Regions from separate parts of the Mus musculus genome. Here all the other regions are linked to region 1. Evidence: chromatin contacts called from ENCODE Hi-C or POLR2A ChIA-PET data. All regions are on one chromosome and are shown on one strand. Each heading gives the region's core, a stretch centred on a gene start or an enhancer-like site at or near the end of the contact. The rest is flanking DNA. Distances are from core to core; before and after follow the strand shown.

Evidence for each region. Hi-C counts contacts between places; a loop is a spot of excess contacts on that map. ChIA-PET counts read pairs that join two places held with the same protein, here RNA polymerase II (POLR2A).
Region 2: a map of gastrocnemius shows a loop between it and region 1 (4-fold over the local background). The contact joins the enhancer-like site here to the promoter of Mark2 in region 1. A Hi-C loop is called at or near these places in 12 of 37 maps with a recorded cell type or tissue (T-helper 17 cell, adrenal gland, gastrocnemius and 2 more). POLR2A ChIA-PET finds 5 or more read pairs at or near these places in 5 of 5 experiments (Patski and embryonic stem cell).
Region 3: a map of heart shows a loop between it and region 1 (4-fold over the local background). The contact joins the promoter of 1700105P06Rik here to the promoter of Mark2 in region 1. A Hi-C loop is called at or near these places in 8 of 37 maps with a recorded cell type or tissue (T-helper 17 cell, adrenal gland, gastrocnemius and 2 more). POLR2A ChIA-PET finds 5 or more read pairs at or near these places in 3 of 5 experiments (Patski and embryonic stem cell).

What each region holds. Positions count from the first base shown.
Region 1 is chr19:7,339,024-7,343,347 of GRCm38, forward strand. Mark2 (MAP/microtubule affinity regulating kinase 2) reads right to left here and starts at 2,837. Exons shown (of 18, transcript NM_007928.3): 1 at 2,145-2,837. The coding sequence starts at 2,198.
Region 2 is chr19:7,305,542-7,310,166 of GRCm38, forward strand. The region is part of intron 1 of Mark2 (MAP/microtubule affinity regulating kinase 2); the gene reads right to left. Among named protein-coding and RNA genes, the nearest start is that of Gm17227, 10 kb to the left of the region's middle. Within about 2 kb of position 2,777, at least 2 of the 3 ENCODE cell types and tissues checked have a DNase peak (open chromatin) inside an H3K27ac peak, as active enhancers do; they include gastrocnemius and heart, where a contact is called at or near this core.
Region 3 is chr19:7,380,301-7,384,658 of GRCm38, forward strand. It overlaps 1700105P06Rik (RIKEN cDNA 1700105P06 gene), which reads left to right and starts at 2,703. Exons shown (of 1, transcript NR_045703.1): 1 at 2,703-3,261. It overlaps Spindoc (spindlin interactor and repressor of chromatin binding), which reads right to left and starts at 2,726. Exons shown (of 6, transcript NM_001033139.3): 1 at 2,372-2,726. The coding sequence starts at 2,501.

The DNA.
Region 1 (4,324 bases), core at 1,587-4,086:
ACACAGAAGACCAATAGTGCATTTACACTTAGTAAACAGTCAAAGAAACCACACCGAGGCCACTCTGCCCAACACGGTGCCTCCACAGCCTGCCTCTCTGGGGAACAGGCAGGTCAACCACGCCCCACATGCCTGAAAGTACCAGTCAGTCACTTGGCCTCCTTCTCCCTGCTCATAACCAAGTCTGGGAAAGTTCTCCAGTTAACTGAGGTCTAGCTACTGCGAGAAGTAGGAGAAAGGAGGATGCACGGACCAGCCTCAGAAGAGCCTGGACAAAGTGTTTCCCAAGAGACACTGCTGGCAAGCAAGGGACTGTGCAACACAGACCAAGCTCCTCAGTTTCTGAAGATCTCTGTCCCAGGCAGGACTAGCTGCCAGACCAGGCATGAAATCAATCAACCATCCCTCCCTCTCAACCCCCTGCTCTGGCCCAAGAGCACACAGCCCCTATGTGTTATGGGTCCATCGTGTCAGAAAACTGTCCGGATGCTTCTTTAGCTCCAGGTACAGACAGCAGGAGAGTAACAGCAGCAAAGCACAGGAAAGAGATAAAGAGGGTTCTCAAAGAAGGAAGTTGATGCTAAGCAAACACAGCAGCATCGCGAGCCTACCTGGCTACAGAGAAAACAGGGAACAGGAGGGAAACACCAGGGTGTGCTGAGTAAAGCCTGCTCCTTTCCAACGAGTTTGTGTTTAGTAAAATTCACCCAGAAACATGTGACAGGCAAGGGACTGTCCAAAAGGCAGGCAGAGAGGGACACTAGAGACAGTGAAACAAAGGAGAGAAGTGTGAAGTGGAAGCAATGGCTCATAGGTGAGAGGACGACACAGAAAAGGCAAAAGCTTGGGTGACAAAAAGCAGTGATTGCCAGGATGAGAAAGGGAGAGCATAGGCCAGCCCAGGAGCTGGTGCGCAGCATAAGCAGTTAGCATACACCCTGGGACCCGCAAAGGCTAGCTAAGAGAAAGGGAATGGACAGAGCATACAAGCTGTAAACAGACTGGGAGGGGAGGAGGAGACCCATTAGGACAGGAAAGGCAGCACTGATTAAGGAGGTATTGTAAGAGAGATGGGGGAAGGTTGAGCAATAGGAAGTAGCAAACAAGAAAGATACTATGATACTATGAGAAGTGACAGCCACCAGTTTGGAAAGACAGTATCGGAATTTGTGTTGCAGTGTAAGTAGGCAGTAAAGTAGGGACTGATGCAGCTGATGCAGCCCGCAAAAGAGTGAGCAACAGGTTATGTTAATACAGCCAGACTAAAACACTGACTTTCCCACGGTAGAGGAGAGCCCAGGGATAATCTGGAAGAGCATTCAGACAGGAGGCCCAAGGACTTAAATGCCAAACCCCAGGGGGAAGAGAACAGGAGTGATCCAAAGACTCTGAAGGGAGCGGTGACTGGAACCCCAAAGGCAACCTGTGGGAAAACTATGCGCATGACAGCTGTATGGGAAACACGGAAGCGACACATGCCAGTGCCAGGAGCCTGGGAGCTCCTGCCGAAAAGAAGGGAAAGTGATGAGCAAGGAGTAGGCGAACGATTTGGAAAGGTGACGAGGGTGGAGCTGGTGGGTTGCAAGCAACAGGGAGAGCCCAATTTGGAACGGGAAAGGAGGATAGAAAAAGCTGGGGAAGTGAAAGGGGAAAGGGACCGAGAACACACTCCCGAGACACGGACTCTTGAGGGAGAAAACCGAGGATTGTGAGAGCCGGTGCGGGTAGAGAGGGTACAAAGCTAGAGAGATGCAGAAAGAGGTGGGCAACAATCCGCGGCAAATCGCGGGGTATTATTCGAGGAGCAGGAAGGTGGCTGCTTTAAGCGTGGGTGGAGGAAGACCAGAAAGGCCCCTGAGAGAAAAGGGAAGAGAGGGGGAAGCTGGGGAGATAGCACGGAAGAGCGCAGGAGGGCGGTGAGAGGCGAGGGGCGTTTGGCAGAAATACAAGTGTGCAGTTCAGTCAGGACGACGTGGGTCCCAGGTCAGGATTCGGAAGAGGGATGTGAAGGGCTGGAACCCAGGGCCAGATGACAGCCTAGGCTTGTAGAAGAAAGCAGGAGCACGAGGAGAACTGAGGGAGGGAGCCTCCGTAAGGTGCAGGGGCCCAGTCACAGAATTAGGGGAGCCCTGAGGGCTCCTTACCTGCTCCGTGTCCCTTTCGTTCAGCGTGGGTAGGGGGGTCCGAGCGCTGGACATGGCGCCGGTATCTCAGGGGAGGGAATGGAGAAGCTTGGAGGAAGATAGGGAAGGGAAGGCTAGGAGCCCGGCCGGGCGGGGCTTCTCACAGCAGGAGCACCCGCTGCATGGGCCCCGGCCGGGGGTGCGGGGAGGCCGGGCGATGGCTCACGCCAGCCCGGTGATGCACCGCTCGGGCTAGGCCTCGCCGGCTCCGAGCGGCTCCGGACCGCACCCCCCCCCCCGACCCCCGGCTGGGTTGTGCCGCCTTTCGGCCCGGCCGCGCCGCTCCGCCTACTCTCAACCGCCGCAGCCGGCCGCCTGCCTCGCTCCTCCCCTGCCCTCAGCCGCACTGCTCCGCGCCCGACACACAGGCAGCCGCCGCCGGACCTGCTGCTCCCAACATGGCCGCCACCACCGCCAGCCCTCGGCTCTTTCCGCCGGCAAGAGCCGGAAACATCCGAAACAACTAGGAACGGGAGGGGGAAGAGCCTTTTCCTCTCGGCCCAGACGATGGGTGAATTCCGGAAACTACCGAAGAAGGTAATCCCCGGGGACGCGCGCACCTCCTAGATTCCGAAGACCGAGGTTCGGCTCTGTTTACGGAAATCCACGAAGAGACTCCCCGCACCTCCAGAGCCAACCAGCAGCCACGCCTACCGGCCTTTCTCCGCCCACTTGGAGCAAGCTTTCGGCAGTTTCCGGAAACAGCCGAAGAGGCTCCGCGTGTGCTAAACCGGCCACGCCCCCGTTCCGTCGCTCGGCCGAGAGCGGTAGTCAGCCATTTCCGGCAACACCCGAGAGCTGCCGAGGCTAAGAATCTATCTCTTCGTTTCTTTCCGTCAGTTTTCGGTTATTTTCAAACCTTGAACAGGCGTGGGTCACCTGTACCTGTTGTTTGACTTAGAAAATACCGCTATTAGCTGTTCCTACAACTGATGTCCTTTGAGCCTAACGCCAACTTCCCATCCGCATGTTTAGCTCATAAAACCCACTTTATCGCTCAACCTTGCTATCAACGTGTGAGTCAACTGCCAAGTGTAGTGTCATCCTATTGCCTGTCTCCTGCTTTGCACACCCGCCCATCTTGCGACTATCTTGGCTTCTAGAAGTCTATGTCAGCCTTATATTGAGTCAGTCCCCTCATTCCTCTGTAAAGCCTGGGACAGACACCAGGTCGGACAGGCACTGGGTCAGCGTCCTTGAAACTTAACACACCTTTAAGGTACAGTATTTTTTTCAGTATTGAGAAAAATGCTTGCGTGATCTTGGCATGGAATCACATAACAAAGGCCAGCAAAATAACTCAGTTTGATCCATGGGGATCCACATAGTGAAAGGGGAGAACCAAGTCTAAAACATTGTTCCATGAGCATGCTACCCTATACACTAAATAAAAATGTAATTATATATGTATATATGTGTGTGTGTATAATATATATACATATGTATGTATATGTATATATATAAAATGAGTTGGAGAGATGGTTCAGAAGTCAAGAGGAAGGACTGGTTGCTCTCCCAGAGGACTGAGGTTTAGTACCCAGCACCCATATGGTGGTTAACAACTGTCTAACTAGTTCTAGGTGGTTTGACACCTTCTGGCTTCCACTAGGTTGCACAGACGTACATACAGGCTAAACACTCATATACACAAAAGTTAAATAGATAAATACTACAACATAGGTCAGAATGCTGGCTCATTCAGAGCCTGTACTATTTTCCAGAGAATCTGGTCAGGTCCCAGCATCCACATCAGATGGCTCCCTACCCCTTGTAACTTCAATTCCAGGGGAAATGATGCCCTCTGGCCTCTACCAGCACCCGCATGCCAGTGATACACATAAACCCATAAAAGCACAAACATAGGCACATACAAATAAATATTTCTTTAAATTACACATAACATTTCCTTTCTGCTGTTAGTTTCGATTCTATGACACAGTTTCCCACTGTAGACCAGACTGACCAAGAACTCCTGGAGCTGCCTCTGCTTCCCAAGGGCTGGGATTAAAGGTGTGCACCAACCACCCTGTCCATCCAAGTTTTTGTTGTTCTTTTGTTTTTGCTTTTTTTGGAAACAGGGTATTAAGTAGCCCAGGCTGGCCATGATATGTAACCAAGGATGGTTGAACTACTGATCCCCG
Region 2 (4,625 bases), core at 1,527-4,026, 34 kb before region 1:
CTGCATGGGTATACTCCAATACTTACCAAAAGCTCAGGCTGCCCTTCAGCCTTGAAGAGGAGAACTTGTGTGTATGTGCATGTGTGATAGTGAATGCTCAGCTCAGCTACACTTTCAGTTCCTGACTGCCCCTTCCAAAGGGACAGGCTCCTATCACCGCCTGCCCACCACTAACAGGATATCTATTTAGGAAGATAAGATTCAGAGGTATTAGTATTGCTCTCCTGTGAGCTACCAACATCTGTCGCAGACAGTTCCCTAAAACAGCTGCATGTCATGCCTGGATCCCTATAGACAAGATGTGAGAACAGAATATAAGAAATGCTAAAAGAAGGAATGCTGAGGTAAGAAGAGCAGAGCAGAAGGAAACTCCTCCCAGGCGAAGCCATGCAATGTGGACACTGACACTTCCCACCTGACCTTACCAAGGAATCCCACGGACATTCCTTGGCAGATCCACGTTCCCTCCTGGAATCTCCCCTCTTTTACCTGGACGGCTTCACGAGGTCACATGACTGTGGCATCTAATGCTGATGCTGGTTTCCCCACAAAGAGATAGCCAAGGTCATGTGAGCTGGGCAGACACGTTCTACTGCACTTGTTTATAAGCAAAAGGATTAAAACAACCTGCGGGGAAGAGGAGGGGAGAGGAGCAGAGGGGCAAACCTTGGACATGGGGCAAGCACTGAGAGCACAGTACAGAAGGCTCCTGCCAAGAAACCATTTGCTCAAATATAAAAAAGAAATCTCTAACCAAATGCCAAACCAGCTACCTACACCAAACACTACTCAGCCCTTCAGTGACTGTGAGGCACTGTTTAACTCTGCCCCCAGCTCTGTACATGAAATGTTAGTTTGGTTTATTTGGGGTGAGATGGAAGGCTAAGCATATGAGTGACAGAAAGCTTCTAAAAAGTCCCAAGTTGTTCAGGTGTGGTGGTAGTGCTCACCTGTAATCTTAAATCCCAGAACTTAAGAAGTAAAGGCAAGTGGATCCCCGAGTTTAAGGCCGGCCTGGTCTAGTTCTAGGTAGCCAGGTCTATGTAGTGAGACCCTGTCTCAGGGGGGAAAAGTTCCAATTGAATAAATACCCAGGCAAACCCTTTCTGACTCTCTAAGAAGCAGGTGCACATGCAGGGGGGAGAAGGGAGGCTTCTATTTACTTAACTCGGGTGCTGGGGCTCAAATTCAGCCAAGGGCTTTACCACTGGGCTCACATGTAGCCCAAAGAGGACATATGGCAGGTGTATACTTAAAGGGAGTTCCATTTTCAGAAAATCAAACTCTCAGCTAAAAGCAAAACACCAAAACAGGCCTTCCAGTGATCACATCTCACCCTAACCAATGTCAGAACTGCTAGGACAAAGAAAACTGCTTTGAGGTCCAGCTCTAGGATCCACAGGACTGAGACAGCAGAGTCAGGATCATCTACTGTGCCTGGAGGTCAACCTGACAATGATAACCACCAGCCAGACACAGGCAGGGAAGGCACTGGGCTCTTGGCCTTTGTTCCAGGCAGTCAGGCTGCAGAAGCTGGCCTCCGGCAATGTCACCACACTCCTCCCCAGCTCCAGTTTCCATTGACCCTAAGTAACCAATCCTCCCCCTCAGCACGCTGGGCTCTGCTTTAGGTACTCATGCCAGCAGGAAGTTGTTGCCAGTGATGCTTCCTAGCTGACCACAGAGGTCAGCAAAAGACTAAGGTGGCGCTGCCTCTAGTCAGCCAAATAGAAACAAGATGAAGCCACTGGCAGGCAGGCAGTCTGTACAGTCTGTGCCCCCACCACATCCCCTTTCCAGCAAGAAACAGCACTTTCCCAACCTCACAATCCTGTGAGACAGGGAAGGTGCCTCCTCTACCAGCTGCTACTAAAGAAACAAGATGTGTTGGCAAGATGGCTGACAGGACAAAGGTACTTGCTGACTGGCCTAATGATCTAAGTGTGACCCCTGAGACCTACACAGTGGAAGGAGAGAGCCTACTCCAGCGAGTTGTCCTCTGAGTTTCGTGCACACTTCATGGTACACCCATTCAGCCCGTCATGAATATAAAACACATACAATTTAATAAATTGTATAAAGTTTTAAAAAACTGAAAACTTGACTGTAACACCCAGCCACATTCAGTGACTGGGCACAGCATCGTTTAGCTGGGTGTGGTGATGCACACCTACACTCTTACCACCTGGAAGGCCAGTTTGGTCTACATGGTAAGACCCTGTCTCAAAAAACAAATCAAAAAAACCACCCAGCGAGAAGCCTGGTTAAGGGGCATTGTACTACAAGGGGTTCCAAGGACAGAACCCAGGACCTAGCTTTCCAGGGCAGCAGGAGTGTGGTGGAAGTATTCTTCATTTCCCAGGAAGTTAAAGAACACAATGGCCTCGGGCAAACCTGCCTGATACCTGGTGAGGTCACCACTGCCTCTAAGGAGCCCTGGTCTCCACAAAAGAATCAGTCTGCTAGTCCAAGAAGGCACAAAGCTCATATGCTCACTGTCCATTAATCTCTTCCAGATCACTGCTGCTGTACAGAGCAGTGAAGCGGGCAAGCTGAGTCCCGCTCAGAGTTGGTCACTCCAGTTTGCCTGGCAGCATGGGAGTGGGGAGGAGGAGGAGGAGGAGGAAGAGGAGGCGGAGAGATTATGATTCTCTATTTTCAAGCCCCACCCTAGAGGCCTGGAAAGGGGGCAGCTGTGTTCCCGCTGCAAGATCTCCAATCTCTAGCCACTACAGAGCTGATCGGCTGCCTAAGAACTCTGGGCAACAAGCACATCAAACAAGCTGGAAAGGGGAGGAGAACCAACCTGGGCAGAAGTGGGCTGGGCTCCTGCCAAGAACGCTGAATAAATCTCCTATTCAAACTAGAACACTGCAGGTGCATGCTCTCTGGGAAAAGGCAGACTTGCATGATATACAGCACATCCCTGGAGGGAGACAGGCAAGCAGTAAAAGCTGCCTCATGAAGCCTCCAAGGCAGACACAGCTCCTTCTAGCCTGAGGTCAGGCTCTGATCCTTTGCCCTGTAGTACGAAGCATGGTCATCTCGGTTATCTCAAGTAAGGTCTGAGCACTTGTGACTGAAGGATAAGAAGAGAGGCTCTTGTTATCTGTGCTGTGGAATCCTGTCTGTAGTCAAGTGTAGAGCAGAAGCTACACATGAGGCTTCTGCAGAGAAAGGAGGGTGCTCCCTTCCCCAGAATAGATCCCAAGACTACTACTGAAAGGTGCTGTTTGGTGACAAACAGGAATGTCTGAGGTAGGGGTGGGGGCAAGGCAGTCATTAGATTCTTCTTTTTCACCAATTACTACAGCACACTGACCCCCTAGAACCTTTAGTGGCAGCCAAGACAAAGAGTCATTCCCTATGGAAAAGGGAAAGCAAACCTGATCTCTGGCTGTACCAGTGTCTCCAGCTAACCCTGCTGCAAAGCAAAGTCTCTCACAGGGACTAAACCCTCAGACAGCCTACTGCCCACATACATAAATCTCTCCTCCCTCCTGTACAACATGGCTTGTGGTAGTAGAGGGAGCACCAAGTGAGCATTCCGTCAACAAGGTGCCCCGTATACTAGGCATAGAGAGTCAAACCCCAAACACACCTTTCATACAATTCTGTCTCAAGCTGGTAGGATGGCTCAGCACAAATAGATACAATGCCAAGACTGATGACCTGTGATGGGTCCCTAGAAATTCAAGGGTGGAAAGACAGAACCAATTCCTCCAAGTTCTCCTCTGACCTACATTGCATTCACATACGCAAAACAAAAAGGCAAATGTATAGAAAATAAAAATCTCTTACCCTTTCCTACAATCAACTTACATCTAATACATCTATGTGAGTATGTGGGGGGGGGGAGAAAGGGGGGGAAGAGAGAGAGAGAGAGAGAGAGAGAAGGAAGGAAGGAAGGAAGGTGGGAAGGTAGGTAGGTAGGTAGGTAGGTAGGTGATTTCCAACTGGACTCAGGTTTCCCAACCGTTTCTACCACTGTATGAAGGGCTGGCTGACTTCCTTTACTTGGCAGCAACTAGGCCCCAGACACCTACCTGCAAGGTTTGCATTGTTTATAGACTGCTAGGGTTTTGCTGTAGCTCTCCTCCTTCCCTGGGCTATATTCTATCCACAGAGCTCCCATCCTTCCTTCTTGTCAGCTCAGGTCAGACTTTACTCTTATGAGGAAGCTTTCCAGCTAGCTTCCACCTAACTTACTTAGCCGAGTCTACTGTGTCTCCCTCAGCATTCTCAGCTTAGCTGTAGGGGAGGGACTGCTGCTGCTCATTGGCTGGTCTCCTTAGTGGTTATCTTGCTTAGTGGTATACAAAAATAAAAGCAGTCCCCAGGGAAGTTTTCAGGATTCAGTCACTTCTGTGTTCTTGGTGCCCTGGCCCAGCAGCAACAGCCACTAGCAAGGCCTCCAGAAACGCTTTCCTAAGTCAAACTGAATATTATGGGGTCATGGTGCCCTGATTTCCTTGTTACCCAATAGCCCTTAACCCAGCTCTGATCCATGTGACCCTTTTGACCTGAGCCAGGGATGGAATGCTACCTACTGTTTTAAATTCATCCCCTAGGGCCTTCTGGCACCTGAATGGTCATAGTCCCTGGCAAGAACCCAGTGTCTTTGG
Region 3 (4,358 bases), core at 1,453-3,952, 41 kb after region 1:
TTTGAGAATTAGAAGGTGTGGTTTGTAAGAGGTGGTGGATCTCTAGGCTTTGAGCTTTTAAATGCCGAATGCCATTCCCAGTTAGTACATATGCTCTTTCTCTCTGCCTCCCCCAGTTACCGCCTGTTCTCTCTCTGCCTTGTGCTTGTGGAACAGGTTAAGCTCTCAGCTATTGCCCCAGAACTATGCCTGCCTGCTGTCATGCTTTTAGTTATGATGGTCATGGACTCTAACCCTAAACACTCAACTTTAAAAAAACCCAAAACTATAGTTTTGGTGTTTTGAGACTGGGTTTTCCTATGTAACCCTGGCTGTCCCTGGGCCTCAAATGTTAAGATTTAAAGGTGTATGCCAGGAAGTCCCATAAACACCTTTTGTTTATACTTTGCATTGGTCATGGTGTTTGTCACAATAGAAAAGTAACTAAGACAAAAACAAAACAAAACAAAACAAAAAAACCAACACCTTATTTTTTCTTTTAGAAAACATTATCTCATCCGGGGGTGGTGGCACACGCCTTTAGTCCTAGCACTTGGGAGGCAGAGGCAGGCAGATTTCTGAGTTCGAGGCCAGCCTGGTCTACAGAGTGAGTTCCAGGACAGCCAGGACTATACAGAGAAACCCTGTCTCTGTACCAAACCAAACCAAACCAAACCAAACCAAAACTATCTCACTATAGCTCTGGTTGGCCTGCAACTATATAGACTAGGATGACCTGAAACTCCCAAGTCTGCCTGCCTCTGCCTCCTGAGTGACAGAATTAAAGATGTGCACCACTGTGCTGAGCCCAAAGAATAATACTTTGAACTCATCCACTTTCTCATACTCTAGATGTTCTTAGAACCTTGAGCTAAGCCAAGAGGCTTCTAAAATCTTTCCACTTGGTCTTCTAAGCTCTCTTTCATTCTTACTAGAGATACTTTTCCTAACAAGAGAAACAAATTCTAACTAGCCTCTCATTTCTCTTTATCCCCATTCTGTAGTCTCTAAACGAACTGATTACTGGGCAGGGAGAAGACTGGGCTAGTAAGAGCTCTTACTGCCAACCCTGATGAACCAAATTCAATGCCACAGTGCTGTGAGAACTGACTCCCAAGAGTTGCCCAGATCTCTTCATACTTGACGCAACTGACAAACAGACACAGGCACAGACACACACAACAAAGAGAACTCACTGCCACCTAACATACTATTCGATATTTACCTGCTGGCTACCACTGGATGCACACTTAAGAGCAGGGTTTCACTTACCCTGGTCCCTACTGTTTACCATTCTCAGCTCTGCCTGAAGCTATATGCTTGGCATATAGCTGCCCACTAAAGCTGAAGAATGAACCTCTGTAGATGTCTACTTCCCTCTCACAGTGATGAAGCCATCTTGGTTAAGCACTCTATAAACCAGCACAAGTAAAAAATAACCTGTGTGATGCACCAAACAGTGAGAGGAATGTGCCCCACCCCCCAATTTCCTAACCTTCCCTCCCATCTCCAAAAATGAGTTAAAGAAACACAATGACCAATTTGGTTCTCAATCTATTCTGGGTACTGTCATGCTTAAGGGAAACAGGTATTCCACCCTAAGGAAATATTTGCATTTTTCATGACTAATTATCTTCCACAAAGGTAGCTCTTTGTTTTCTCCTTTGGACCAGAGAGGCTGGGGAAGGAGGACGGGAAGGGAGAGCAATGTATTCCCAGATTGTCCCTCAAACACCTCCTTTGGTGACTAATCTCCATGTAGATGACATGGCTTGTTACCCACCCCCAAGCAAGTCCCGCTTTTCTCAAACGGGGTGCTACTAGCAATTCCATTCAAATGCCGGGTTTTAGACTTGACACCTGTGGCTCCTGAAACAGAAGGCCTAGAGGATTGAGGACGGGTGGAGGCTTCTACTTACTGGGTTATTTCCCCTCTCTGGAGGTCGCCAGCCGCGCCAGCCTTCACCTCCGTTATCACTACGGGGGACTAGCCTGGGGCCTAGAGGCCTGGTCGCCCCTCGGCCTAAGAAACAGACCGGAACCGGGAGACAACAGCCGGGCACAAACCACTGTACTGGGAATCCGGCCTCTACTCTGGGCCCGAGGGGGCGCAGGGAACCGGAAGACCTGAACCGCTCCTTCGGTGTGGATGGAAGTCTCTAGACCCTGAGCGGGGGAGGGGCGGCGGAGGAAGGGGGGCTCCGAGAGGCCTGGGATTCCAAACCCGGTGGGGGAGGAGCGAGGGCGCCGTAGCCGCGGACCGGACAGGGAAGGGCCCTCTGGGGCTGCAGATGCCGGCCCAGGGAAGCGCCTGGGGACCGGGAACCGGGGACCGGGACCTGGAGATCTAGTCCCGGACCACCAAGCGGAAGTGAGGTGTCCCCCCCCTCACCTCGGAGCATCGGCTCGGGCCGCGGGATCACGGCCACCACCACGGCCTCGTCGTCATCATCCCCTTCCTCACACTTGAGCGTCACCTCGAAGCAATCCAGAGCCGCGGCGCCCTTGGCTTTCAGGGCCATGGCGAGGCGAAGAAGGGCGACCGGATAGCCGAGGACGTTCGCACAGACCTCGGCGCACCGCCTGTGGCGGCCGCCTCCTGCCCCGGACCACCCCGGGCCCGCGGCTCGCCTAGCTCACCCGCCGCTCGCCCGGCCGCCCCGCCAGCCACGGGCTTCAACGCGTCACGACCCCGGGCGGGGAGGGTTCGATCCGGGGCCCCCAACCCCGCCGCTCCCTTTTATGGAGGCTCATTGTCAGCGTCCGTCCGGCAGTCCCGCCTCCAGACCAGGCTGGCCAATCACGTGAGGACACGCCCCCTAGCCCCGCCCCAGCCACAGGTCTGGGCCAGAACCCTGTGCAGCGCGTTTGTCTCTGGCCGGTTTGCTCGGCGGCGAAGCCTGGAGTTTTCCTGGGAGCGGCGCCGGCAGCCTTGGAGACCCGGTAGGGCATCCCCACCAATGGCTGGAGGAAAGGGCTGCTCGGCATCTTACTTCTTGGCTTTCCCCTGACTAGCTGCCTGCCTGGGAGGCAACACAGACGAGAAAAGACCGGTGGGGATGTGTGAAGGATACATAGGCTCAGAAGTGTGGAGACATCTCTTCTAATTTCTTTGGGCCTCGTTCCTTTCTACTAGCACATACGCTTTAGGGAAAGAAAAATCACTTTGGATCCTCCTAAACAAAGATTCTAGAAGATGAAGAGGACAAGAGTGGCGTGTGGGCGTGTGTAAACCGCTTCCGATGGATATAATTTACGTTAAAAACAAAACAAAACAAAAAACGTGAGTCCAGAGAGTGTGGCCTTTTCCCAGGACACAGCAAATCCCCTGAGAGCCTCCAAGACCGGGATCCGGTTGCTATGGCGCTGCTGCCTGGCATTCGTGCCTGAGTGAAGACTGTCACAATGGGCACTTACACTTCTGCATAACATCCCCTCCCCACACACATACACACACCAGACACGCTAGATTTCAGCTGAGAAACGGCAAAAATGTCTGGCACTCAAAATTCTGATTTTAAGTGCTACCAACAGTAATTATCAGCCCAGAAACAGTAATTGTGGATGATGTAGGAGGCTAGGGGACAGAAGAGAAACAGTTCACTTACCGTATATTGTGTGTGTGTGTGTGTGTGTGTGTGTGTGTGTGTGTGTGTGTGTTTGTGTGTGCGCGCGCGCCCTGGGCATACCCACCCCCCCCCCATCCACTGCATAACCAGCTTTTATTTTGTTGAGATAAGGACTCACTTTCATGTCAGTCTGACCTGGAATCTGTGTAACCCTGCTTGCCCCAAACCTTTTCCTCCTCCCTCCATTCCCCTGGCACAAGGATTAAAGGTCTGAGCTGACACCACATACAGCAGCCACAATAGAAAGAACTGAGGAAATTTCTATTACTTTGAAATGTACCCAGTACTAAAAAGATACTCCAAATCAAGCAATTTCCTAGGCCTGGATAGTTCTTACCTAAAGGCTGTTCTTTGCTTTTTGCCCAATGCCTCTGGGTAGGTAGTCTGTTCTGTTTTTGCAGTGGGCTGGCTACAGGACTCAAGCTTCCGGGAGATTGTGACTAAGGCCTGAAAGGCAAGAAAAAGAAAAGCCTGTTATTTCCCTCCCTCTGTCCCTCCTGAGTTCTAACTCCTCCTGAGCAGGTGAGGCTGTGTCTCCAGTGTCTTTGTGAGTCCTTGGTTTGTGTCACTTCCCTGTTGGGCTTCCAGCCCTTCTGTCACCCTGTCACTTGGGTCACCCTGTGGTTCCTATTTCTTGTTTGATTCCAAAGCGATGGGTAGCCCTAGTATTGCACCAGATTCTTATTTAATTATATATATTTGTTTTCTTATGGGTTGTGCACCAGAGTACTTGTCTGAAGGCTAGAGCAA